Regions from separate parts of the Mus musculus genome. Here regions 1, 2, 4, 5, 6 and 7 are each linked to region 3. Evidence: chromatin loops called from intact Hi-C (ENCODE). Cell type or tissue: left cerebral cortex. All regions are shown on one strand.

What was found. A loop is a pair of places that touch in the nucleus more often than their neighbours do. Peaks named below come from ENCODE experiments on the same cell type or tissue, not always from the same donor. Only the 100,000 strongest peaks of a DNase experiment are listed, where the experiment ranks them.
Region 1: it touches region 3 in a loop (4-fold over the local background); 13 of 42 quality-filtered maps call a loop at or near these places.
Region 2: it touches region 3 in a loop (3-fold over the local background); 8 of 42 quality-filtered maps call a loop at or near these places.
Region 4: it touches region 3 in a loop (5-fold over the local background); 12 of 42 quality-filtered maps call a loop at or near these places.
Region 5: it touches region 3 in a loop (2.0-fold over the local background); 7 of 42 quality-filtered maps call a loop at or near these places.
Region 6: it touches region 3 in a loop (4-fold over the local background); 8 of 42 quality-filtered maps call a loop at or near these places.
Region 7: it touches region 3 in a loop (9-fold over the local background); 23 of 42 quality-filtered maps call a loop at or near these places.

What each region holds. Positions count from the first base shown.
Region 1 is chr10:9,069,568-9,073,567 of GRCm38, reverse strand. No RefSeq gene overlaps it. Among named protein-coding and RNA genes, the nearest start is that of Gm51794, 63 kb to the right of the region's middle. In left cerebral cortex, a CTCF peak has its summit at 1,721 (motif pointing right); a DNase peak (open chromatin) is centred at 1,728.
Region 2 is chr10:8,793,815-8,797,814 of GRCm38, reverse strand. The region is part of intron 4 of Sash1 (SAM and SH3 domain containing 1); the gene reads left to right. Among named protein-coding and RNA genes, the nearest start is that of Gm25410, 28 kb to the left of the region's middle. In left cerebral cortex, a CTCF peak has its summit at 2,271 (motif pointing right); a DNase peak (open chromatin) is centred at 2,266.
Region 3 is chr10:9,675,345-9,679,344 of GRCm38, reverse strand. It overlaps a transcript of Samd5 not described here. Among named protein-coding and RNA genes, the nearest start is that of Samd5, 2.1 kb to the right of the region's middle. In left cerebral cortex, a CTCF peak has its summit at 2,176 (motif pointing right); DNase peaks (open chromatin) are centred at 2,192 and 3,590; H3K4me3 peaks cover 1,664 bases; H3K27ac peaks cover 689 bases.
Region 4 is chr10:9,011,474-9,015,473 of GRCm38, reverse strand. Gm51794 (a long non-coding RNA gene) reads right to left here. Exons shown (of 3, transcript XR_003948990.1): 2 at 1,542-1,825. Among named protein-coding and RNA genes, the nearest start is that of Gm51794, 4.7 kb to the right of the region's middle. In left cerebral cortex, a CTCF peak has its summit at 2,488 (motif pointing left); DNase peaks (open chromatin) are centred at 211, 410 and 2,479.
Region 5 is chr10:9,165,157-9,169,156 of GRCm38, reverse strand. No RefSeq gene overlaps it. Among named protein-coding and RNA genes, the nearest start is that of Gm51794, 160 kb to the right of the region's middle. In left cerebral cortex, a CTCF peak has its summit at 1,519 (motif pointing right); DNase peaks (open chromatin) are centred at 103, 1,271, 3,101 and 3,387; H3K4me3 peaks cover 979 bases; H3K27ac peaks cover 373 bases.
Region 6 is chr10:8,785,531-8,789,530 of GRCm38, reverse strand. Sash1 (SAM and SH3 domain containing 1) reads left to right here. Exons shown (of 20, transcript NM_175155.4): 6 at 3,097-3,183. Among named protein-coding and RNA genes, the nearest start is that of Gm25410, 37 kb to the left of the region's middle. In left cerebral cortex, no CTCF peak of the experiment used is centred here; no DNase peak of the experiment used is centred here.
Region 7 is chr10:9,051,784-9,055,783 of GRCm38, reverse strand. No RefSeq gene overlaps it. Among named protein-coding and RNA genes, the nearest start is that of Gm51794, 45 kb to the right of the region's middle. In left cerebral cortex, a CTCF peak has its summit at 2,232 (motif pointing left); a DNase peak (open chromatin) is centred at 2,207.

The sequences.
Region 1 (4,000 bases), 610 kb after region 3:
TATGATCTTCATTCTGATTTAATTTTCTGATTGTTTATTATCCAACTCTACATGCATTTTAAGGCCCCCTTAAAGCTAGCTGCTTTGTGCCACCTACTGTTTGGTATAGTTCTTAATAGCCTATAAACATAGTTGTGTTACTTGTAGTTACTTATAGAAGGTCAGCCCCAGGGGCAGGGACTATTTCTTACCCATCTTCATGTCTTCTACATCCCTAGAACCTACCAGAATAGCTGTACCAACACTGGAACTAATAAATGTCTGGTGATAAGGGGAGGGAGAAAGGGAGGCAGGGAGAGAGGGAGGGGAAGAAGAGGAGGGGAGAAATGGAAAGAGAGAAAGAGAGACATGGGGCAGAGAAGGAGGAGAGAGAGAAGAGAAAGAAGAGAGGGGAGGATGAGAGCGAGAGAACAGGCCACATAACTAGAGGAAACCCTGAAGGTATGTTGCATGCCATAGCATCTTTCAACTAAAGTACTTGTGTGCCTCTGAATGAAGGTCATCTGCTACTGAGGGATCTGCCCAGGGTGTGAGTGGTGGTGAGGAGAGAGATCATAATTTTTCTCTCTACCTCTGGCTTATCTCCAAGATGTGTTTGCCTGGTCACTAAGCCCACTCCGCTCAGAGCTAGGTGCCCCTTAGACTGTACAGGAGTGGAGGTTTGCTTCTAGCCATGCTAAGAGTAAATATCCATTTAACCAAACAAATAATTCAACAAATGATGGGCAAATTTAATAGAAATGGTACTCCTGGTAGAATTTCCAATGTAGGTAAAACGGATTTGAGAAAGTACCCTTGGAAACTAATTATGATTTCTTGGATAGTTTTTCTCGGAAAAAGCATTTTCAGTTGCAAATGACTAAGCTCTACGTAAATGTTTGTGACGTGCTCAGTCATACGCCAAGGACTGGTTGTATTGTGTTTGTAGTCCATCTGGGGCCGTGAGGAAAGAAGGAAAAAAATCAAATCATCAACTGGATAATATCACCATTGGGAACAACAAACCCAAAGCAACAAAATGGTCTATAATATGGAATATCATGTCAGAATGCTGATAAACATGCTTTACAGTTTGTGGCATTTGTAGGCTGGCTTGAAGTCTACAAGGAAAACTGTTTAGGCATGGAACTGGGGAGAGGGTAGGGTCAGGATGGAACTGGGAAGAAGGTAGGGTCAGGATAGAACTAAGAAAAAGGTAGGGTCAGGATAGAACTGGGAAGAAGAGAGGGTCAGGAGGGCCGGGAAAGATGAGTCCAGGGCATGGAAATTGGGGAGGAGCAAACCATAGTTTAGAAGAGTATAACATTTTCAAAATATAAACAATCTCAAGCCCACAGGGAATTGGAAGACATAATTAATAAAAATCCTCACATGTTAAAAAAAAGTCTTGAAATTGTGTTGCATGAGTCTACTAGGCTGCATTTTCTAATTCCCAGGGAGTGAGATACCATGACTTACAAATTCAGTCAAAAATGTGAATGGCGCTGTGTGGTATGCCACTTAAAGAGTGCTTTAGTGATCGCTCAGGACCTTTAAAAAATGCAGCAGAGCTTCATGGATGCACTGAGAATGGATTGGTGGTGGACGTGCCTAGATCATAGATTCATGCTTCCTAGGAATTTTCTATCCTTCTTTTGAATGTACTATGTTATCCAATTCAGTCCTTCAAAGTGAACTGAAGACAGAAGGTAGACTTTCAGAATTTTGAAACTATCCCTTAACACAAGGGGGCGCGACGGAGCCGTTGCTATTGGCTTCCAAAAATCAGTGACTAAGAACACAAGAAAACAAAACAGGCAGCTTCCTCAAAAATAATCCAGATAAAGACAAAATTCCCTAAAACTAAAATCATGTGGTCAAAGGCTCTGTGCTCAATTATATCTTTGAGTGTCTGAGTACTTTTCATTTCACATCTATGTACACACACACAATTATTTTGCTAATGTCTTTAATAATACCTTTTATGTTATTGTGAACTTATTAGTGATTTTCAGTTAAGACAAGATAGGTAATTACCATGTAGTTATAACAATAAACACATAGGTACCATTAACATGGAGTTGACAAATGCAAACTGTATGTATGTGTGTTGCACGCTATGACTTTTCTATAGGTGTCCAGCATGAAATGGTGAAAATCAAGCTAAACAGGATATGCTTACCCATAAACTGGATGTGTTATTTGGGGTTGCAAGAATTGCTAACGTTTCTTCGCAATCCATTGCTGTTAAAAATAATTTAATGACCCTCCAAATTAGATGTCTATAATTGTTAATACTTCTTTTACTGAGGATATAGTCTGCTTGCTAAATAATTCTTTTGTATGAATTCCTTCTCCCTGTTTTCTTTTTTTCTTTTTCTTTTTTGGTTGAGGCTGAGGTGGTTGCTTGGCTTTGGGTTTTTTTTTTTTTTTTTAGAATTTAGTACATGAATACAGTGTTTACATCACTCACCCCTCCTCTTCCCCCCCCCAATTTGTTCCCATGATCCTCTTCATACTCCTGACTTCCTCTTCTTTATTACTGTTACATGCATGCACACATTTTATACATACACACACACACATCACACACCACACAGTCTACTACGTTCGTTCAGTGTTGCTTATATGAATATGTGTTTAGGATTTACCACTTGGGATTAGGTGAGCTATCAGGAAGCTCATGCCTAGGGCAGCCCATTTCTCCCTCTCTCTGCAGCCATCGATTGCTGTAGCTCTTCACCTAAGGGTAAGGCTCTGTGAGATGAGTTCTTTCATTTTATAGAGCATATGTACTTCCAACGGAAGGGAAGTCACAGTCCTTCAGTTTGTAACGCAAAGCCGAAGCACAGGTTGCTAATTTTTTTGTCATGTTTGTATGTTAAGTAAACTTGATTTATGTTTCTTAATAAGTGAATGGTAACGACTGATGCTGAACTGCTAACCAAATACTTCTTCCTTTAAAAATGCAAGACGTCTTTGACTGCCCCACACCACACCCCACACCCTGTTGAAGCTCAAACCTCTCAAACTGCTTTGCAGATAGTGACAAACATTAAAGCCTTTTTCTCCAGGTACTCTTAAGAATTTATTAGCTACCAGAGCGATTGTGTGCTATCAGTAAATGAAAAAAATAAAATTCAGGGATATGTTTAAAATCCTACTTGCTAAGAGTCTAATTTTTTTCAGGGACTGAACACAAATTTTCAACTGGAAATGTCCCCCTCTTCAGAGGAGGTGTGAAGGCCCTAACTCTGACCCTTGTCCTACCTCATCCTTCACTTCAGGCTCCCAGAAAATCTGTTTATTTGTAAAGCCACCTTGCTCTGGAGATAAGGATGGATTGAAGATATCACCTGCCTGGGTGTATTTTGTACAGTAGCACAGCCCTTCCGTTAGCCTTATCCCCCTGACCTTTCTTAGCAACTAGAAGTCTCGGGCCTTTCATACAAGCACCAGACATCACGGGCCACCTAAACATACAGAGCTGCATGACATGATCTTCAGACTCCCTCATCCCTGGTTTAGGGAGAGAGATCATGGGACACGGGGACACGGGGTCGTGTGAGGGAAGCAGGCCATTTCCATCACGGGCAACCCACTCTGCTGGGCTACAGCGCACTGTCCTCCACAGTGATGAGCTCGGAAGAAGGTGTTTGCCCTGAAGCGTGTCCCTTAAACGTGGTAATTATTTTTCTTCAAAGGGAAAAGGCAGTCAGTATCATTCGCTGGCTCACCAGCTTTTTCTCCTTGATGACAACAGTGAGTTCGGCCTGATTTCCTATTCTCCACAATCACTGAGCAGAGAAGAAGCAGCCATTAGCAGGGGTTCCCAGTTGACCTCCAGCTAAATTGTTGTTCCTTTCCCTTTTTGCCTTTCTTTCAGACTGAGAGGGGGAGGAGAGAGCAGCTCTATCTAAAACGGGGAGGTAAAGGGAAGCAAGCAGGTGCAGGCTGTCTGACAAAGGATGGAAGAATCTTGAGGGGACAGTGTTCTTAATCTGACGGCTCTTCTAGCTGT
Region 2 (4,000 bases), 880 kb after region 3:
AAAGAACATTTTAAGAAGGTTTGAGAGAAGCATGAGTCAAAGCCGAGGAAGAAGAGCTACTGCTCTTCATCGGGTTTTTATTAAGTTAGTGCTTAGCATGTGTAGGCATGCGCTACGCACCATGCAGGTCATCTCCTTGTTTTCTGAATCCAGTGTCCTTTTGAGACATCTCATGAAAGGAGTAGCCTTACTTAAAGTGGTTTTGAGGATAATTAGAACCAAGGAAATTATGGAAAAGAGATGAGGTAGAAAAAGTTACAATTGTAAAAGGTCATAGATTGAGATTTCAAATGTCTTCCATGTGCGTTCAGCAGTTTCTGGGCCTAAGAATTTATGCCATGTGGTAACAGGACCTTGTCCTTTCTTTTCTGAGCTGTGATAAAATGCCTTACCAAAAGCAGCTTAGGGGAGAAAGGCTGTTTGTTTGTTTCACTTGTAATTCCAGGTTGCTGTCAGTCATTGCAGAAAAGCTAGTGTAAACACTCAAAGCAGCTTATCTAGATCACATGCAAGAGTAGAGGGAGAATAAGTTTATGCATACTTGTATAGAGCTATGTTTCTTTACTCCTACAGTGTAAGGCTCCCTGCCTAGGGAATGGTGCCACTCGTAGTGGGCTGAATCTTCACGGATCAGTGTATGTGTAATCAAGACAATCTCCCACAAACATGCACACAGGTCAACCTGATCTCCGTAGTCCTTCATTAAGACTGTTTATCCTTGGGTGATCCTAGGTTGTGCCAAGTTGACAATTAAAATTAACCATCCCAGATCTGTAAATAGCAGAATTAAAGAGTGGGTTGGTTGTACTGTTGTGACAACAATTATATTTCATAAACTTGAAAAGCCTGCCATTACTTGTAGAAAGTTAATGTGACATAATTGATGGATTCAAATAATTTTCTAGGAAATGTATCCATATTGAAAAAACTTCTCAGCCTTAGTAAAAAGAAATTAATATATACTGTTCTTTACCAAGCTAAATACTGGACTGGGAGACAGTAGGATATAAAAACTTTTAAAAAGTCTTTAAATTTTAGACACAGACACACACACACACACACACACACACACACACACACACACACACTGATACCCTCAGAGGCCAGAAGAAGGCGTGGGGTTCCCCAGAGTCACAGGTGGTGGTTGTCAGCTGCTTGATGTAGATGTTAGGGCCCTGATGCTGGACCTGTGAAGAGCAGCAAGCACTCTTACCAGTGAGCCATTGCTTCCACACACCCGACAATAAGATATAAACAAATGGAAATAATATCACGCCACAAATAAACCGAAGAACATTTGACTTCGCACTCCATCACCGAGTGTATGTTATGTTGGGATTCTAATAAGTCGCTTCTAGAAATGAGAAAAAGAAATAACTATGTCAAAATACTGGAGAGGAGTTGACATGAAAACAAATTAGCACTGAGACAGTTCAGTGACCAGAAATGGCTTAGTCTAGCGGAGGCGGTGTATGCCAGAGTTGTGTGCTGGAGCCGCAAAGGTGAGCTTTGTAGAATACGCTGGAGGCTTCAGTTTGCCTATGGCTCTGATGGATATTTACATAGGTGTCATTTACAAGGATATTCCCAAGGGGCAGGCACCACAGAAGGTGTTTCCATTTATGCACTCAGATCATCTACCAACAGCCTAGTAAGGTAGGAGCCATTTTACTATAGCTACTTTACCCAGCGTCATCAAGGTGTGAATATGCCTCTCCCCAAATCTGCTTGACTTCACAGCATGTGACTCTTATCCTGGGATGGGCTTGTTGCCTTGGATTTCACACTACACGAGGCGCCTTGATCATTTATGGAGGTGACTTTTTACTTTGTTAAGCAGAAAGCCAGAAACTACAGGCCAAAGCTGAGAATGGTGGCTTGTACCTACAGTCCCAGAAATCTGGGACCTGAAGGTTGCTGTGGATTTGACACCAGCATGGTCCACAGTGTGAGATGCTCTCTCAGACAAAACAAAAAGCCAGCAAGCTGAACTAAAGACAAGAAGAAGAAAGTTCTAGCTGAGAAAGGACTCTGAAATGAAAAACAAACAAAACATGTCTGAATAAGAGAGTGTTTTGACTGGGTTGATAAAATATGACTGGTGTTGCTGTTTGCAGTAGATGTTTATGGAGTTCTAAGACTCCGGGGGAGAATTACTCTCCCTCACAGTTGGAGAATTGACTGCACTGAGATGTGTGTGAAATGCAGACTTTCCACTAGGAAGGCCCACGGTTGGCCTCAAGCAAGAGACTTACGCAGGACTGAGCACTAGGGGGCGCCAGCCTCTGTCTCTTCCCAACCTTGAAAGTGAGCGTTTCCTTACTGCCCAGGCTTTCTGTCTCTGACCTCACTTCAGTCTTGTCCCTGCAGCTGGGTGACCTCTTGAGTTTTTATGGCAGGTAGTAGATGGTATTAGCTGAATATTGTTCCGTGTTTATTTCTATTAAATAGAGAAGAATGTTCACGAGATAAAAAATGGATTTGCTATCTTATGGGTAATATTCATTAGGCCAGGGGCGATGGCTCAGTTTGTATATTGTTTGCCTACCGTGATTATGGGGTGGGTGGCGCCTTCCTATAGTCTCAGTGCTTGGGAGATGGAGGCAGAAAAAAGGAGAAATTCAAAGCCAGTCTTCAGCCACATATCAAGTTAGAAGCCAGCCATGGGACACGAAACTCTGTCTCAGAAAATTTGCATATAGAAGTGGACACAAAGTCCCACTGCTAGCCAAGAAGCTATCATAGTTGATAACCAAAAAAAAAAAAAAAAAAAATCAGTTACTTTTGCCCAGTGGACTATATCAACCACACTGCAGTGCAGGCCCCATCCCTGGAGGGTAAAGAATATGACAAAATCGTGTATAAGTTCTCCAAGAATAAATAAAAACATTAAAAATACCATACATATCTAGTATGTATATATTACCAAGCACAATATCAATTATACTTACGTAGCTCACAAAAAGGAAATTGCTTTCTTTAAGATCAGTCAGCTGTTTTTAAGACAAGAGTCTAGCTGTATAGCCCAGGCTAGCCTTGAACTCTTGCCTCTGCCTTTCTAATGCTCAAAGTGTAGCCCCAAACTATCACACACCTAGCAAGGCTCTTTCTCAGCCTTACCACCATGTAGCACAGCTATGTCCCTTCTCTGTTTCCCGAGGAGCAGGTGACTAGCTTTGGGGGCACTTGGGCAGCCTGTGGTGATGCTGGATAATAACAGGAACAGCAAGATCCCCGATTCAAAATTCAGCAGGGAGAAAACTCGCGCCGAAGTTTTATATCCTGAGATTTAAGATTATTGTGCCATAAAAAAAAATCTCTGTAAGTACAGGTTTCAAGTAATGTATAACATATGTTGCTTTTTACAAATTAGGTTATAACTGCATTTGTGTGTGTGCACAGGTATGTTTGTTTGTTTAGTTACAGTGAAGCGTCACTAAGCCTGGCATGGGGTAAGTTTAGGACTTTCTTTGAACGTCGACATTTATTGTGCTTTTGCTAAGTGCTGGTCTCCACATGTGAAAGTGAGATGGGTTGTTTTTGCCTGGGTGCACCTTAGGATACTTAAATGTAGCTACAAGAAGAAATGAGTCGGACACACTGTGGTCATTCTCTTTCCTTCCGTCAGCAGACCAGAAGGTGTCTCCGCAACATCCCCGCAGCCAGCTCCTCAAGTATCCCCGAAACACTTGGTTCTCACGTATCCATGTATGATTAGATTTGGGATCGGGAAACAGCATCTCGAGTTCTCGAGAGCAACTCGGTCCATTAGTCGTGACAGAGCAGGGCCAGTCTATTCTAGTGCGCCCTTGAAGTCCATCTCTTAGACGCAAGTGTGGTAGGCTAGTCCTTCCTGTGTGCACAGGCAAGAGACATGGAGGGATGAGAGATGCTGCAAGGCGCTGGGCTTGGCAATCGCGCAGGACATTTCTTGATTTTGAAGGTTGAATTCTACAGAGGCTCAGGGAATACATTCTGACGTGTGTCTATTCATCCTTCC
Region 3 (4,000 bases):
TATATTAATTAATAATCAGCAGTTTACTTTTTGTAATTTTTTTCTTTAATGAAAAAAAAAAACTCTAAGAAAGCATTTTCCACCAAAATAGCTTGCAAAAAGAAAAGGTATTTGTCAAGGTTCATGGTGTGAATTATCTTGGTGCTTTAAGGCTAAGACTAGGAGGAGAACTAGGAGTGTGATAGCCACTTTAAGAACAAAAGTGTGTGTGGAGTTCTGAATGTCAAGGTCCAGTTTCACACTCTCTGGGTGTGTTTGCTTTTGGAAGCTAAACTGGGTCCGACCTGGTTAGTGCTTGAGTGGGAGAACACATAGACAAAACAAAATAAAACAAAACAAAGCAAAGCAAGCAAACTTTTAAAGCCCAGCAGCTAAATTTCTGTATGGTGAGATCTCTCCAGTTCCTGTTAATGAAGAAACACTGTATGCTTGGTTTTTGCTTTGGTGTCTGGTACTGTATCTCAGTATACATCGATGAATGTATACAATTTTGACAATAGCCACATAAAAGAAGACAATGCAGTACAAAGCCCAAGAGGAAAAGATCTGGGCTCTGTCACATATGTGGGTAAGACACACATGCAAACTTCAGTTCCCTGGACCTCTAGCTTCTCTATGTAAATTTGGATTCTGTATTTGCTATAGAATGGCCTTGTAGCTCCTGAAGGCTTCCAAATCTTAAAATTACACACTGTGTGTGTGTGTGTGTGTGTGAAAATGGTGATTGGCTGTATGTACACGTGTGGAGGTCCTAAGTCAGTGTCTAGAGACTTTCCAGATCACCACCAACCTTATTTTATGAGAAAGGGTCTCTCACTGAACCTGGACTTTGCCACTTGGCTCTCAACTATCCCTGGGTTCTACCTGTCTCTGATCTCTCCCCCCCCCACCCCCCCAGAACAGGCATTACAGCCCCTTGCATCCAGCCTAAATCCTTTTAGTTAGACTAGGGATGTCTGGACTCAGGATCTGAACTCCGTGCGGCAAGTTACTCGATCCACCAAACCATGTACTCTCTACCCCTCCCCCATCGTTATTTTTGCCCTTTCATTCTGGACTATAGCCAGGAGCCTCCGTAGGAAGCAGAGATGAGTACAGACCACAGAAGCTCTGTATTTGTGACTTCAGAAATAAATGAAGTCTACTGGGAGCAGCAGTTTCACACAAAGGCTTGGACAAGCATGGGAAATGTGTGCAAGAGAGGAAAAGGAGAGGTCAAAAGAGAGATTTTATTTATGACTGATTAACAAATGATTAATTCATAAAAAGCTGTTCCCTCCCGAGAGCACAGGATCCTTTAGTTCCTAATTGGACAGTGCCCGGATCATAAATAAGGGAGAATCCCTGTTGCCTATAGCAGAGGAGGGGCTTCAACAAGACAGGCTTGTTCTTGTCTCTATCCTGATTTACCATATGACCTTGGGCAAGCCATTCATCTTCCTCCAATACAGTTTCCTTAATTGTAAAATGGAAATAAAAATACTCACTGGCTTGCTGAAGAGTAACGAGACAAAATGAATGCCCTGAAGCTCCCGAGGGAAAGAGGCTGTGTTTGAGAAAGCAAAGGACTATTAAGTAGTGTTATTGGAGTTTTCAAACAAGTTGAGAAAGAAAAGCCAGGGCAATAAACTCAAGAGCTTGAAAGTTTCCTTTTCTAACCACACAAACAGCAGAAGTAAGAGACTCTGCTTTTATAACCAGCCCAAGGTTTCCTGCTGGTTCCTTTAGCAATGGCTAGGGAGCTGGAAATCCAGTGGCTGGAAGCCTGTCCCTGAGTTTCTGTCTTCATAGTTCTCTACCCTTTCCTCTACAGTGACCAGACGAGGAGGGAATGTTTCACACATGGGTCTTCCTTTTTTTGTAACATAGCGGATAATACTTCTAAGAGCCACATATACTTAGACATAAATGCAGATGCCTGGCATATAGTACCAACTTCCGAAGAAGCATTTACAGAGAACTTCTGTTCCATTGAAGCAGACTTGTTTTGAAAGTACTGCAATACCCACCTCACCAAAACCCAACGGTTTTCATGACAAAGCATTGAGATATAAAGGTACACGCGAGGGCATTATCTGTACATTACGAAGGCAAATAGGAACCATAAAGCCCTCTTCTTCCTTCAGCCGAACAAAACAAGTTTGGGACTTGGGCAACGCCTTAAAATTCCAGCACTTGGACACAAGAGGGCACTGTGAGCTTGCTTTGGCAAGGGACGGAGGGCAAGTTACAATCCGTGCTAGGTAGGGAGGGTCCGGGGTAACCCAGAGCCTTGCTCCAGGATCAGAACCATAATCTAGTCTCTGAACACGGAAACGCGGGTGATCTAGGACTGCGGGCAGACACGGCTCCGTGACTACCCGCGTTGTAGTCTTTCTTCTTCCCAAACAGAAGGTTCTTCCTGGTAGCTATTTTTCAGTATGAGACGTTTGGATCCAGGAGCTTGGGACTCAGCATATAGGCCCCAGCTATTGTAGAAATACGGGACGCATTTTGGGTTCACCCATATCAGGTATTTTACAGACCATAAAGGAGAGAGAGAGAGAGAGAGAGAGAGAGAGAGAGAGAGAGAGAGAGAGAGAGAGAGTTAGTTTGATTCTCAGTGTCTGTCCCAAGAGGGGTTTAAGCTTCACTAATTTAGTGGAAACGTGGCACAGAGAGTCCCTTACCCACAGCCAACGGTCCTGGAGCCACGGGGAACGACTCTAAAGCCACGGATGGGCAGTGCCATCATTAGTGTTGTGCCTAGAGACAGGTAGGGCCCCAGAAGGACTCTTTCAGGAAGGGTATTGGCCAGGTCTGGCTCTAGAGTGAAGCTGAGTGTTACTTTTGTGAAAAGGAAATTGTTGCTGCCTGCAAGGTTTCTTAAGGTTCTAACTGCTTCCCCAAAGATCAGACGAAGTGAAAAGAGGCCTAGGAACTCCGGGGGGTCGCCCTTCTCCTCCCCACTCCCCCGCCTCCATTCAAAGCTGGGCCATGGGCACCAGGAGGGAATCTCGGTTAATTTTGTTACTCCCATCTAGGCAGAAGTGCTAGATGCCCTAGTGTTCTCTTTAACACAGCTGCGTGGTGGTGTATGTGGTGGTGTATCAATTAACACGCGACCCTGGGGCAGAGAAGGGGGAGTCGGCTGTGGTCCCTGTCTCGGAGGCAGAAAACCTCTCTTGTCCCTGGGCAGGGAGCCACCTGGGGCAGAAGAGCTGTAACGCGAAGTGAATAGAAAGCAAAAAGGCAGGGAGAGATTGAGGGGGTCTGACACAACGCGGTGTGCTTGTGTGGCTGGAAGGAAGGTGGGGGTGGGGAGGGATGCCGATCAGGTAGGGATGCGCTGACCGAGGAGGAGAAAGTAACAACCCACCCCAAACTTTCGCAGGTCAGATGGCCTTGGAGGGAGAGGCAATCGGGAGCAGTCGTGCCCCTCCCGACACCCACCCGGTGTGACTAGTTATAGCGAGGAGGGGCCTCGCGCCCATCAGGCTGGACAGTCCCCACGTCGCTCCCACCCTGCTGCCAAAACGCAGCTGCTTGGGGCACAGAGCGCAGCACCACAGAGCCAGACACACCGTGCCTGTGGAGCCTTAGCAACCCGCTCCTTTGAAAGGACATTCTACGTGCATCGGGAAAGGAGAAGGGACACTGGACTCAACAGCTTCTCTCAGGACCAGTGACCGGGTCCTCCCCTTGGACACCCAGGCGAGAGTACCCACTGGCTTGGGAACTGAGCGAAGAAAAAAAAATCTAGGGGTTTGGAGAAGTCGGATTCAAAAGAAATGTCGAAAGATATCCAGGGCAGCCACCGGAGTCCGGAAGCTTAATAGCCACCGGGTCACCGTGACCCCGGGAACGACAGTGACTGACAAGCGCACAGACCAGGCGCTCGCCATCATCCACCGGTCTGCCCGCCGGAGCCGCCTCCACGGCGTGGGACCCGGTTGCAGACGTCCACGGAGCCGGCCAGATAGCGACATGCAGCGAGCACTCCCCAGACTGCCCCAGCTGG
Region 4 (4,000 bases), 660 kb after region 3:
CACCTCCCAGTGTTTGGCTGCTAGATGCTCCCTGTAATCATTCCCAGGCAAGCGCACTGCTTCATTGCAAGAGTGAAGACAGCTAAGGGCAGAGCTAGGGACAGCATGGAGCCCCTTCCACAGCTGTGCTTTCCCTTGCTCCTTCCCGTCTTCTCCTTCCCTTCCTTCCCACATCTCTGCCACCACCCTGAGTGTGGCTGATGACAAATAAGGAAAGGAAGGCACGGAGAGAGCAAGGGTAGGATTGTTTTGATGATAATAAATTTGGCAGGTGATTTTTACACGTACAGAGTCATCTTCTCATAACTGAGATCAGGAACTGTATTCCTCCCAGGAGGGAAAAAACCCACTTATATGGACGTGTTTATGTTTGGGAATAATAATATTTGTCCATGTGAAAATATGTGTGATTCATTTCTGTCATGCCATATGGCTTATTGCTATTCATAATCCAAACAGTAGCAGCTGCTGCAGAATGTGAGAGTTTACGCGGAGTGAAAAAATGGGCTAACTATTGCATGCTATTGCATGCTATTGCATGCTATTGCATGCTATTGGGGGCTATTTCCTTGCTAGAAGCGTACGTTCCAATCGCTTCCATTCACAACAAGGCTCTTCATTAACCTCTCAAAAAACGACTTTTCTATCCACTCTCATTCTGTCTAATAGAGAGACTCTCGTTCAACTCTACCCCATCTTAGCTGGTCCCCCTTCTACTCTGGGACCAGGAAAGTGTTCGCCTCAAAGCAGTTGGCAGCTGAAGGTCTCAGTTTGGATTTTGTTGACTGATGACAGCTGACAGAAAAAATTACAGCAAATGTCCCACCTGTCTTGCAAGTTCTCCACTATGGCCTCCTCCGTGGCTGAACGACACTGTGTGTTTGTGGTTAATCAGACACGTGGGGACAGTGAGTGAGGTAGCCAGTGATTAACACTACCACCACCACCAAGCCCCAGGCCCACTTGCCAAGACTCTGACGTAATGGAAAATGTGGAATAACGCTTTTTCCTGGCCATTTAAGTGTGGTTTGCCAAAACCCTTGAGATTAAGAAGGAAGCAATTTGTGGGATACATGCTGGATGCTATGGTAGAAACTGCTACAATCAACAATATAAAATAGACCAAGTTTCACAAGAAAGAGATATCCACAGGGTTTGTTTAAGCCTCTAAAAAATAACCTTGAGTAACCCTAAAAGCTGAAGGTTTTTTTTTAATAGTTTTTATGCTGACTCTATATTTAGACTATAGAAAATAATTCTGACCAAACACTCGGAGGCTTGTAGCCCAAGTGAGAGTATTACATAAAATTACCCTGATTTTCCATTTCAGATGGTTTGTCACAATGATAACGAGCCTTCACACAAAGGGTCACTGATCTCAGGTTACTTTCATGTATATTATAAGTGATTGACTTTTTCCCAGGACGAGCAGTCAGGTGACCCAAATCAATGGCGATCTGTGAGCCTGGAATGGGAGAATCTCTGTGCCCTAAGCTTTGTTCTGGTCCCCTCACAGCAGGTATCCCTAATTTCCAACTTACATCAGTCTTCTTCTTGGAGCCATTTGTCTTCTTCGGATGTTTATTGGTTGATCCTCTAAGTAGCTGCTGCTTTTATCAGAAGTTATAATAGGGTCATTTTTCAATGTCCTTGGCCTCACTTGGCAACAAGAGAGCAAATATAGTCTCCCATAGGGCAGTTCCATACTGAGCCTGTAAGCACATTCTTTCAGCACAGAATGACATGGGTACTCGGCCATCCATGGGAAGAGGCGGTGACATGAACTTCAATGTGCCCTCACTGTCTGTTTCCCATCAGCCTTTGCCTGCAGGAAAGATGGTGTAATTGTTTCATAGGCTGCTTTTCCCCAAAAGGAATCTATGACATCATTCCCAAATCACATTTTATATTCACAGTCTCCCTCCCTCCTTCCCTCCCTCCCTCCCTCCCTCCCTCCCTCCCTCCCTCTGTCTCTGTCTCTGTCTCTGTCTCTGTCTCTGTCTCTGTCTCTGTCTCTCTCTCTCTCTCTCTCTCTCAGTATGTATATATGTGCATGTGTGTGTATGTGTGTGTGTGTTTCTCATGTCTATACCTCTTTAATCATAAGCAGCTTGATTGAGACCACATGGTAACCGTCCCTAGATCCCCATGATGTGACTGTAGGGAAGCATGCACTCATATGCCTTCTAATAGTAGATGCCTTAAGTCCCCACTGCTTGTTGTACCTCTCCCCCCAACCCCAGAAAAATCTTCCCGTGTATGTGCAACCCTGACAACTCCCCAACCAGACCTGAGAGCAGGTAGTGATCATCTGAGCAGGGCCTAGTCCCACCTGCCTCAGCCTGGTGACATGGGCACCCTGTTTTCTCACCCACACCTGACATCTAGTCACTGGAAGCTTGAACACACACTGAGAAAGAGGCTGCTTCTGAATAGTCTTTCAGTGGAGTGGTCTGCTCAAATACAACTGCCCCAGCACGCCCCCTGGTGGTGATGCTGAGCAAGCTCGGCCTTCTGTCTTTCATGACCTCAACGTTCCCTCCAAGACACTGAGTAGTAGCATTTATGGCTTCCAAGAACCCTAGACACTTGCACATTTGTAGACCCCTTCTGCTATAATATATACATATGTACATATATACATATCATATACATACAATTATGCTAGTGTAAAAACGATATTATATATTAAGTGTTGTCTTTAATGCTGTAACATGAAATTGACACCTTTTCATGGTCCTCTAAAACATTGTGGGGCTTTAGCACTGAGCTCAGAGCACCCTAAAGATAATTTGACTCCTCACAGAAACACCTCTTCCACATTACATCGCTGTTCCTCAAACTTCAGGTTTTGTAAACTACATTTACAGATTTTAAATTTGTTTGCTTGCTTACAATGCTGAGACTAAAGCTCAGAATGTCACCAATGCTATCCAAGACTGTTAGCACTGAGTGCTGCCTTAAAATCTAAACACGCATGGGCTTCATTGTGCCTCTCCCTAGATTTCATCCAGGGCAACTTTAGAGCTTTCTACTTCAAAGTTGGAATAACTTTTTTTTTTTAAGTTTGTTACCAGAGTAAGACCAATATCAACTGCCATAAGTTGAAAACCCCAATCAATACAAATTTAAAGTAAATGCATGTCTATTTTTTCTAGTTCTGTTTATTCATGGTCCAACAAACTGGAGTGTCTCTCCCCTGTACCCAGCCTGTTTGTTATTAGAGACTGGATCTATCCCTGCCTCAAAGCAGTCCACCCTGGCTAGAGATGTTTATTTACTCAAAGTCTGCCCACTGACAGCCACCTCTGTCTGAAGCAAAAGAACCAGCCAGACCTGCCCAACTGGACTGCACCTGGGCAGACCAGATTCCCATGGAGGCTACTATTCATGTGCTGCCACAATTCTGGCTCCACCATTTCCCAACAGGGCAGCCCTTCCCAAAGTTCCACGAGTATCCCTCCCTGTGTGGATGGAAACATCTCATCTCTGCACTGGTCAATCTGAGACCCACTGGTACATTTCTCTAGAGTGGTGGTTCTCAACCTATAGGTCTCGACACCCACAAGGGTCACATTTCTGAGTATTTTGTGTATCAGATACTGACAGTCCCATTCACAGCAGTAGCAAAATTAAAGAAATAGCACAGAAATCATTTTACAGTTGGGGGTGGGTCACCACAACATGAGAAGAACTAAATTGTTCCTTTTACATTGTTTTCATTTATTTAAATTTCAACTCTAGCATATAGTCAGCAGTTAGCACATGACACAGGGCATCTTACATGCTAGATTTTTTTTAAAGCTCATTACATCCTTCCCAGGTTTGAGATCTCTGTCCCGGAGCCAGTGAGAGTTCAGTGGGCAAAAATAGTTGCCAAGCAAACCTGATGGCCTGAATTCAATCCCCAGAACCCATCTAAAGGGGCAGGAAAGAACCAATCTCATATAGTTGTCCTGTGATATCCATGCACTTACACACACTAATCATACATACACAC
Region 5 (4,000 bases), 510 kb after region 3:
TATCATCAGAAGGAACGAATAATCTCTCCCCAGGCTTTCAGCAGGAGAGCTAAACTTAGTGGCAGGCTTCACTTGCCATTTAACTTTAAACGTGTCGCTACATGGGGCAGCTTGGGAACACTGCCTTGTGTTGAAGAGACGGCCTTAGGAGCGAGGCAGAGCATGAATAAGCCTGCTCCCAGTCACTGTTCTGAGTACGGTAAATGCTCTTTCCCTGCCCAAGTTGCCAAGGAAACCAAGGGTTTTATGCTTTGCTTGAAAATGTTTGTTCTTTACCTTGGAGCAGGCATCCTATGTGGTATGGAGGGCTGGGATTTCAGGGAGGCCTAGAAAGCGCTCAGCAAGAGAGAGAGATCAAAAGACAAAAGCTTGGGAGTTGGTCCAGTGACTGGGGTGTGAGGTGGAAGAGATAATAATGGTGAGAGGGACGGTCAACTCAATCCCGATGTCCAGAGGAATGGGCTGCATTAATGATGACTGTAGTCTCTCTTGTCTGTTGCTCTTTCCCAGTTATGAAACAAACAAGACAGACACAAGAATATGAGACCAGGCCATGCTTTTACAGCCTAGCTTAGGGCCTATACACATAAACCATGCATAAATGCTTTGTAATGTAACATTTCCGTTGGCCATGGATCTCATTTACAACAGTGGCTCCATAGGTAATAATAGACGTGACAGTTTCCTCTCCCCTACTGATGCTGTAATGTAGTGAATGCTTATTTTCCATGTTGGTGCTGGCGTTATTGTAAACAAACCCAATGGAATCTCTGTTGTAAACAACATAGCACACACAGTACTGTGTAGTACATGATACTTGATAATAAGTAGCCATCATACCAGGTTGTACATTGACTATGGTATATATACTAGCAATGTTTTGTGTGTTTTGTTTGTTCTTAAAGACTTACTTCTGTTTATATGTGTGTCATCGAGGTGGTATTTGCTTGTGTGAGTGCAGATGTCTGTAGGGTTAGAAAGGGCTTCAGATCTAGAGTTAAAAGTGGTTGTGGACTGCCTATTAATGGGTATTGGAAACCAAATTTAATCTTCTGCTAGATGTAGTACATGCTCTGAACAGCTGAGCCATCTCTCCTGCCCCATTACTATTATTTTGGAGTCGACTCCTCTTCTTAGAAAATAACTTTCACACTTACACATTTTGCCATAGTAGGCCAGCTGCAGCTGGATTCCACTCATGTTCACAATGTCTCTTGATTTCATCGAGAGATTACCCTCCGTGGCTGAGCCACAGCTTTAGCATCTTCCTAAATGCACTCAGTGATGTTCCCACAAAGGCAGACTCATCTAACAATTCAGTTCTTGGAATGTCTCATCACTAGGCGATCCGTAGCAATAGCCCAGCTTTTATCCATAGGCAGCTCACACTAGCTGATTGAAGAATGACCATCTGTACAGTGTGCACTTGAGAACATATCATTAAGAAGGTCTCCATCTGTCTGAAAGAACATAAACTTGGTTCCTGTGATGGTTAGAATCTGAATTCTCCCCCACAGGCTCACCTGTTTTTAAACACTTGTTCCCCAGTAGGTGGCGCTGTTTGGGAAATTATATAAGCTTTTTGCTTGTTTGGTTGGTTGGTTGGTTGGCTGGTTGGTTGGTTGGTTGGTTTTTGGTAAGACAGGGTTTCTCTGTATAGCCCTGGCTGTCCTGGAACTCACTCTGTAGACCAGGCTGGCCTCGAACTCAGAAATCTGCCTGCCTCTGGCATCCCAAGTGCTGGGATCAAAGGCATGCGCCACCACACCCAACTCTGTATAAGCTTTTTAAAGACAGATCTCCCTGGTGATTGAAAGTGAATCACTGCAGGATGGGCCTGATTGGCTATGATGTAGCTAATGTCCAGCCCAGGCTCTCTGCTTAGTGGTCCACAGAAGTGTGGAAAGCAATACCACAAGCTCTTGCTGTCAGTGACAGACAGAGCCTCCTTCCACACTCCTCCACAGTGTTCTTCCACCATACTCCTCCATCATGCGACCACCTCTGCTCCTCCCACATCAGTCTACCACGAATCTTCCAAGTCGTCTCCCCCGTGCCTCTCAGCCGTAATGAACTTTACTCTCTGAAACCATGAGCCAAATAAATTCTCCTTCTCTGAAGTGACTTCTTGTTGCGCAGTCATTATAAGAAAGTATCTAACAACCCCTTGTTTCTTCTCTGCGAATAGTCTTGTCTAAAAACTGGCTGTGGGGCTGGAGAGATGGCTCAGTGCTTAAGAGCTCTAGCTACTCTCACAGAGGACCTGAGTTCGATTTCCAGAACCCATCTGTAATTTCTGTTCTAGGGGATCCATCACGCTCTTCTGACCTCTGCTGGCTCCAGACACGCAAATGCTACACAGACAAGCATGCAGGTGAAACACCCATGCACATCAAATAAAAATTAATGAATCTTAAAAAGAAACTAGAGTCTTCCAACGCTAGTCAATGAGTACTCTCCCCATTTTTTTTTTTTAAAGACAATATTGATTCAAAAAGAATACATCGTGCCAGAGATTCCCTGGGGGTTGAGGGGAGGGTGACCACAAGCTCCGCAGAAACAAACGGGTACAGGGAGGAGGCAGGGTGCTGGGGGGCGGGGGGGGGGCACTGAATAAAGGATAATAAAATGCTGCAAAGAATGCACTCAGATGAAAAAATTATGATTCGGAGAGTGAGGGCTGGCGCTAGCATCCATGGGTGTGATTAGAAAGTGATAAATAAGGATGAGTGACAGGCTCTCACTATAAATCAAAAACTGTGAAAAGATGCCAATCTTAGGGGCCTCGCTGAGGGTCCCCTCCTGTACTGCCTCGTTCCCAGTGGGTGAGTAGTCTGGATGTTGATTCTGTTTTGAAATCTGAAAGTCATATTCCTTGTGGGGGCCCCACTTCCCCCGTTGAGGGCAGGCACAATTAGAATGCACCCATAGAAAGCAAATACCGTCCTTCTGGTGAGTTTGCCCGGACCCGCTGAGTAAGAAGTTGCTATTGGTTACCTGTTCGCTTGACCGTACTTAGAGCCCGAATGTGCATTGTGTCGTAATTGCTTGTGGAAACAGCTTTCCTGTATTCAGAGCTTGCTGCAGCCTTAGACAGCTGACGTTGCAGCAGCCGTTTATTCTTTTGGTATTAAAAAAAAAAAGTGAGTTAGAAGCAGATAAAGAGAGAGGCATTTGATTGCCCTCAATCAGGCTCTGGCTTAGGTTGTCATTAAATCAGAGGTTTGTTTGAAATCCGTTCTCGGCTGTAACCCATTCTTTGCCCGCTTGTGTGAGTCCACAGTTCATGATAATTTCATGTTTTATTTGTTCTTCACGGACAGCCTGAGATGGGCTCATTGTTATTCGCTGCTTCTGTGGAGTCTCACCTTGGAGTGTGCTCAGGAAGCTGGTAGAAAAGAGGATTCCGCCTGCGGGTTAGCCACGTGGAAATGTGCAAATCGCATGGCATTTACCGGCCACTTTCCTCATTCCTCACTCCAGATAGTGGCTGCAGTTTGGAATAGCATCATTTGAATACTTCTCCGGTGCATTATAGACAAGGGGTCACCGAAATCATTAAAAACTTTTCCAATTTCCATCAAAAATCTCTTTTGAGCTCCCCTCCCCCAAAAAGTGGCTATCTCAGGCTGAAAGAATGAAATCTACTCGTGATGCTGAGCATGGAAGTATGTACGCTCCACTTCTACATGAGCTTTGGCTGATCCTACCTGCACCTAGCTTGTAAATGCGTGTACCTGCGCCCATGCGTGTGTATTATTTTCGTATTAAATTATTCCTCCATATCCCGTCTCCAGTGCCTGTTAAATCCCTCTCAGGGAGTCCCACTCATGTCACGCATTATTGTAAGTAAATAAATGTGTATGTTAAGATCATTTCTTACCCATATGTCACCTCTAACCTTTGTGTAAAATGTCTTTCACATTAGCATAAATATTAAGAAGATGCCATTTCTGCTATATATAGGGCTGCCTTCAGCTAATCAGTTTTTCATGCATTT
Region 6 (4,000 bases), 890 kb after region 3:
TAACTGAATTATTTCATTTTCATAGCTTATAGAGGATATCTAGACATGTAGAGTTATAGACCTCGCTGAAGTCATCATCATTATCATCATCTGTCAATTCAGAAATAGATACTGTAAAAGATTATGTATGTGCGTTTGTTTATATGTGTGCGTATGTGCATGTATGTGTATGGTTGAGGTGCACACTAGATGTCCTCCAGTTTGCCATCTGCCTCTGGGCAAACCTGCCTGCCTTTCTCCCTGGCACTAGGGTTATAGACATATGGCATCATGATGTGATTTTTACTGTGTGAGCTGAGGATCCAAGCTCAGTTCCATGTGCTTTTTACCAAGCACTGTATCGCCTAAGCTGACCGTCTCTCTGACGCTGGTATTTGACATACAATTTTCTTCTCTTTCTGCCATTATGAATTGTTTTGTTGTTTTTGTTGTTTTGTTTTGTTTGTTTTTGTTTTTTCGAGATAGGGTTTCTCTGTATAGCCCTGGCTGTCCTGGAACTCACTTTGTAGACCAGGCTGGCCTCGAACTCAGAGATCCACTGGGAGTTACGTCTCAGTGTGTTAGACAGTCCCAGAGTGCTGGGATTTAAAGGCGTGCACCACCACTGCCCAGCATGGATTGTTCTTTTGAAAGTACAAGTAGCATCTTGGTCTACATACTGTTTTGCAAGTCTTCAAAAATGGCCATTTATGAATATTTCTACCTGATAAATATTGTTAGCAGAGAGAGGCTTCCTTCTGCATCATATTGGATAAGCCATAATCTCATCCACCAGCCCTTTTGCTAGCTTATTCATAATTTTCTCTGTCATGAGCACATGACCCTGTCAGGAGAATTTCTTAACTTTGTTTCTCTAATGATGCCCTCTGACATTTGGAACGTGTAGATAAAATAATATGCATTCAAGGCATTATAAATTATATATATCCTTGATTATAAGATCTACTCTTGTTATAGCAAAGGCCAGAGGGTGGGTGGGTAACAAGAACTGAACGCTGGCCATCAGGATTTGAATCATAAATGCTGACCCAGCAGTGAACAGGGTAGGACTCAAGTGTGCTCTCAGCACATTGGAGCCTGAGGCAGGAAGGTGTTGAGTTCTAAGCCAGTCTGAGCTACATAAGGCCCAGTTGCACTTAAAAAGAAGGAGGAGGAGAAACAGGAGACTTAAGAGAGATAGACTGTTAAATAGCAAAGGGTTTGGGTAATTGTAAGTGCTGAAAAGATGTTAGCTACTTTTATTACCTCCATTTTACAGAGGCAGAATTTGAGCTGCCTCTGATCACACTCCTTTAATCAGGAGGCACACACATATATGAGAGAGAAGGAAGGGAATATACAGCTTATAGATAGAGAAATGCACTGTAGCCGCCTCCTTAAGGAAAAGTCAAATGAGCGACACCGAATCTGCTTTCACTTTTGGTGGCTGATGTCTGCTTTCAGGGTTCGCTTGCCAGCAGCAGACCCCACGAAACTAGGATCTGAGATCCTTGAGGATCTGAGAGCCTAGGGAACTGAAGGCAGAAGAAGGGCTTGGATTTCTTTCCCAGGCCTCCAGGGCTGTCGGCATCTAAATGAGGACATCCTGTTGTGACAAATGACACCCTTGCTAGCTTGGGAGCACCAGAGATGGAGTTCTCACTTGGCTACTCCATGCTTCGCTGCCTGGCACCGCCAGTCTAGACTGTGGAAGCCGCTACTTTGCTGGGCCTTGCTTCCAGTGGTCACAGGGCAACCAGACAGACAACCAAATGGAGACAGAGCTGCAGTTTGGGCAGGGCATGCCACATCAGCATGGTGGCAGCCATTGCTGCCACTGCCTCCTCTTTTTAAAGAATGAAGAACTTTCTTCCTGTTCACTGACTGTCTTCCCTTATGTTTGTCTTTTAAAAGTAAGTGTATGTGTGTGTGTGTGTGTGTGTGTGACAAAGACAGAGAGGGGTAGAAAGACAGAGACAGACAGACAACTTGATTGTCATTCCTTGGGAGCCTGGTTGTTTGAGACAACAGTCTCTTTCATTGGCCTAGAGCACACCAGGTCACTGGACTGGTTGGCCCAGGACCTGCCTGCGTCTGCCTGGTGGTTGGTGATGGGGTTTTGATATGTGCCCCATGCCCAGCTTCAAGCTAGTGCATTCTGGGAAGTTGAACTTTGCTTCTCATGCTGGTGTTACAATCTGCTCACTGACTAAGCTATCACCCAGCCTCTCTGTTTGCTTTTAAAAAGGTATTTTGTATTGTCAACTCCTAGAACCATAATAGATTTTAAAAAATGTCTACCGGTGGCAAATTTATTTTCATTGCTGAATCACCTGATCCTAGTCTGAGACGAGAGGGAGGTCAAAGGGGCAGAGAGCTAGGAGAAATCCAAGCAAGACCGGCCTCTGTTTCTCTTGTCTTTGTGACTGTGTTAATCTGTAGCTCGGTCACCAAGAAGCCTAAACATCACAGAGTTGGGGATCATGCCTTACCTGGGCTATAGATCCGTGTCACCAAACACTGCAGTGAACCAGGCTGGTTAGCTGTGCTGACCAGCGAATACTAGGGCAGAATAAATAGCCCGTGTGTTTTCTTCCTTAAGTTTGCAATAAGAGAAAGAGAAAGCAATGGTGAGCAGGCAGCAGGAAGAAAACAAAACAAGGTGGACTTCTGCAAGCTTTCTATTTGTGGTAGAGTGGAAATAATTGTGGCTGCCACCAAAGGTCCGGAGTGACCCCCAATATAAGGCAGAAGGCAGGCTGGCTAAACAAACTTCAAAGTGAGCCCAAGAGCACACGCCCGCCCTGCCCTTCTGATGCTTCTATGTTGCTTTTTTTATCTCTATCTCGACTTTTCTTTTCTTTTCCCCCCCCCACCCTTTTTTTCTTTTTGCTACTAGGAAATTTATTTTCTTTTAAACCACTTTATTTTTTCAGCTATTTCTCCCACCTTTCACAAACCAAAAAACTGTCTTTTGTGAAATCAGAGTATTTGTTCAAGCTCTGACATTGTAAGAAAGAGACTACTTTTGATACTAAGTGAATTTACTGCTTGTGTACCTCTCCCCCCTCCCCCCACTCCCCATACACACTCCTTTTCTTTGTTTCTTTCTTAAAGGCAAAGGAGATTGGAAGAAGAAAAATAAATACTTCTGGCAGAATTTCCGAAAGAACCAAAAAGGAATAATGAGACAGACTTCAAAAGGTACAGTGATGTGGCCTTGAGACTCAGAAGCCCCATCCCTGATCTAAATGGACCCCCCCCCCCCAGCTCCCCCCTGCAATGTAGGATTAACTCATTGCTTATAACTGCGAAATAGTCAACTTTTCCGACATTCCTTTCATGACTTCAAGATTTTGACCCCATGAATTTCTTGAACTTGAAGAGAACATAACATAACTAGACTAGCTAGTGGTCTTCTGACCCCGGGGACCAAGTCTGCAAATGTCCCCTCACACCAGCCACCCTGCTGTTTTCTCTTAAACTTGCCAAGCACTGACCCCACCAGGTCAAGGGGATCTTTGCTTTGTTTGTTAGTTTTGGACCCTCCAGCGCACACCCCCCACTTGGAGCCTTCGCATTCTTCTGACCCTTTTTGCTCTGTGACAGGGACAGTTATGGGGTTGTTGCCCCTGGAAACCCTCTTTGGGTCTGACAGCATGAGAATTTAGCTGGCCTCTGTCGAAGGGAGTTCTGCCCTTTCTCCAGGCTTCTCCTTTGCTTTTGTTTACATAGCAAATAAATATGTCGTCCCCTGGAGCCGGGGTTCAGTAATTTACACTTCTCCCAGAATCCAAAGGAAACCAGGACACATTGACTTCCACATTCCTGTCTGTCTGAAAGGAGTTATCAATAAATGAACATGTTGTGCCGTCCACCCCTGACACTCTTTCCCTTTTAAACAATGACATGACCTCTCCTGGCCGGAAGTCTCCCCAGCCACTCCCACGCAGACACCAGAGACTTGGCCGTGGACTTTAGCTTCTACTCTGCACACCTGGGTTTTCAGTCGCCTCTCAAG
Region 7 (4,000 bases), 620 kb after region 3:
CAAATCCTTCTAGTAGACATGGAGCTGAAAATGGCCAGAGTGCAGTAGTATACTATAAACTATGGTTACATATAAAAGAATTTAACCTAGTTAGAAGGGCTTCAAGCTTTATTTGGTAAGGAGTGTAGATTTCCTGTCTTTACAGTACATATACTTGTTTATTATTTGGTAAATGGCTGTTCATGAAGAAAGGTCAAAGGCTTACAAAGCTGATGGTTGAACATTCAGCACACTGAATGGAAGTGTGCACCTCACGGTCTTTGCTCAGCATCAAACACCATCAAACAGACTTCAATCTGATCATTTGGCAGAGTGCCAGGGTCCCTTCCCCCATCACTCACCCTGTGGGCATCAGTTGTCATTTGTGCAATGTTATGAGCCAGGAGATTACCCTGAGACAGTCCAAGCTCGCTCTGTGACAGCCCTGGAAATTGCATTTTTGGGAGTCATTTTCTGATTACTATTTGATAACTTCACATTTGTCCCTTATGCTCAGCTGTCTCATCCGAACTTGGTAGAGAAAAATCTTCACCTCTGCGTTGCTTTTGCTGTGAGGCTAGGTTGGAGCAGCTTGAGGTGGCGATGATGTCTGTGAGTGGTTTCTTCCATGCTTCCCTCTCAGATGGCCTGAGCCTCCTGCTTGACCACTAGAAGAAAGTAACTTACTGCCTAGCCCCAGGAGGGGGGTGATCCATGGTGTCACCTTTCTGTACAAGGAATATCTTCTTTTGCTTCCATTTTAACCTTGTGTTGAAGAGTCCCTTTCCTTCTCTGACAATGACAGATGTGCTGATGACTGTTCAGGTAGGACACACCCATATAAGTCATTTGGGTATATGCAGATAATTTATGTAAATCTTGGGACACTGCTATTATGCTTTGAACATGTTTAATGCTACGAATAATGCTGACTAGTACATAAAACAGTAGGCCACATAGTGTAGCACTAGAGTGGAGTCTAGACTGCAAATACATTCTTCCAATGCTGGCATGACTCTTCCTACCAGGGCCAACTGTCTTTCTAAGCAACCATCTGGGCGATATCATCTTCTTTTCCATCATCCCTCTCCCCTCCCTGCCGAGGGCCCTCCTTTCATTTCACAGTCCAAGACCAGGTGTTGTTCTGCCTGCCTTGCTTCTCTCTGCATCCATCGACCTTTCTCTCCACCTGGTGGGTCTCCTGGCCATTCCCATGGGGTTCGGAACTGGAAAGAAACCACTTAGTCCAACTTTTTTGTTATTGTTCTTAACGAAGAGAGCAACCAAAAGGGACAAAGTTAATGATCCCAGTGGTAAGACTTCATGTTGGACATGACCATCACTACCTCTCTCTAGACCTATATGTAATAGCACAGCCTGTTTCTTGTCACTGCATTGCATCAAGTTCAGACTCCAGGCTGTTCTTTCTAAACCACTGCTTTTACTACTCTTCAGTGGTCCTTCAGTGCTTTCCAAATAAAAATTAAGCTTCTAAGCCTAGCATTCAGCAGGCAAGTTCACGCTCTTCCCTGGACTACTTTTACAATCAGGCACACTGATGTATATCCTGATTCCCCCACCCCCACCCCAGGTGATTTAATCCCATACCTGCATGCACTCGGCTGGCAGGTCTTGGCACTTGTTTTCCAGGCAAACATGTGTGAGTTCTGCTTTCCAAAACACCCTCTGTTCTTCCACTCAGTTAAAAATAACCTCCACTTCAGTGGCTCAGCTCCTTGTCCATAACTCCATTACAACCCCCATCACCTGGGTAACAACTGAGTGAGTTTACATTGATATTGTCTGTTGACCTAAGCCTTCTTAGAGAGAAGGGTCTAGCACACCTGATATGCTATATTCAAAACTTTTACATATGGCATTTACCCACCTAAGGATTTGAAGTGAACCTCTGTATTTGCAAGTTATTAGCCAATAAAGTCAGAACTTTATCATTTCATAAAACCAAATATAACCTTTTTTTTATTTTTGTTACTTCATAGTTGAGGTAGAACCCAGTTACATAGTTCTGTGAGACGGTGTTCAGCTTAATTGTTGTGACCCACAATGTAACTGTCTCCTTGAAAGCCCAATTATATGCCACTGGGTTTATCTGACACGAACCTATAAAACATCGGATAAATAATTTTTTCCTTCTAGAGCAAAAATTTCTACCACCTTACATACACACACCCACATTCACACACAAAAGACCCAAATCATCTCAGAAACACTTACTGCCATCTACTGGACGGATAAATGCAACAAAACCACTAAATAGGGCTGAGTAGCTAGCTAGCTCTTTCCATGAACAGTCTATGAATGGTTAAGCAAAAGGAAGAATTTTCTTTTTTAATTAGAACATTTTCTCAGAAAGTGTATTTTTAAAAGATGCTTGTGTAATTATTCTTTATCATTAGAGAAGCCTAAACTGGTTGTTGGAAATGTGCATGCAAGTAACCCTAGCATTCTCGTCTTTCATATCTGGGAGAGGTGGAAGTGGTCATATAAAGATGATTATGTAAACTTTAATACCATAGTTTCTTGAAGCAAGAATGCACAGAATTGTTTTAATTAATACGTTAGCAATTAGTAGTCCATACCCAGGACGCAAGAGATAGAGGATGGTTCCAAAGTATCCGTGCTGAGTTGCTAGCAAATAAGTAGATATCTAACCCAGAGAAATTGACATTTCTTCACATTATTATGAAACCAGTATTTCAGAGAAAGCACCACCATAAGGCCACATTATGGCCATTCACCTCCTGGAAATCAAATTAGCTACTAAGAAATCATTCCCTAAAATTGATAGGGAAAAGCACAATAAATATTAAACAAAAGTCATTTCCTTTTGTTTCTGTGAGATACCTTTCCCTACAAACCTTTCGTTGTTTAGGCTTTTCCTGGTAAATCATCAACCTCCTAATTCAAAAAACATGGGTGCTTAAACTATTTCCCTTCTGGATTAAATATAGTCCTTAATCAAATGCTGAGCCAGACCATATCCAAAAACATCTTCATGTTATTATTTTGTCTCTGGGGAGCTTTTATTGCCTTCTGTTTATCTGTAATGAAACTCCTATATGGCATTCAACTTGTCTAAAAGAAATGATTTCTTATAATGCACAAAATTATACCTGAAGGAGAACCCTGGATACCTAGAGTGAAGCCTGTTTATGAAAGTAGTTTTAGCACCCACCTGCACCCACCCCGACCCCCACCCCTCACCTCCCTACTCTTGGCACCAAACTTCACACTCTGACTCTAGGGTGTGAGGACCACTGTGTTCTACATTTTCCTCTCATCCTTGATTGCATTTGTCAATCCTTCTAGAAAAGTTATTTGGAAATTAGCTGTCTGAAAGGAGTTGAATATTAGCTCAGTTATTCACTGAGTCAATTTATAGGGACCACTCAGTATTAGGGTCCATTGCATCAGCTCAGGCTGGAGACAATGAAATAATGAGTGGCTATACACTCATCTGCATATGAGGGCAGCGCCAGAGAACTGAGCTAGAAGTGCACGAAGCATGCTGCGGCCAGCCCTGAGGTACAGCAGGACATGTGGAAGGCCTGAAACAGGTAGCAAGAAGTCCTGAGATGAGAGCTACATGGCTCCCTTTTGGGTGCCTGATATTTTCATCAATGCCAAGAGAATAGAACTCCATAATGAGCTTAAAGCAGGCAAGTGGCGTTTCACGTTTTACTTTATTTCAAGCACTAGATTAGATAAATGTAAAAGGGTCAAGATGGAGGTCACAAAGGCTGTGAAAACCTCACCCATGAGCCTCAGCTACAGGGTCAAACCTTGAGTCAGAGCACCCAATTTTTGAGTTTTGAACAGGCTTAGTGGGAGGTTGACAATGGAAGTCACACTCCTAACACTGTGAACCCCAACCATAAAATTATTTTCATTGCTACTTCATAACTGCGAGTTTACTACTGTTGTGAATTACAATGTAAATAACTGTGTTTTCCTTTATGGGTCTTAGGTGACCCATAAAATAGGTGCCTGTGAAAGGGCT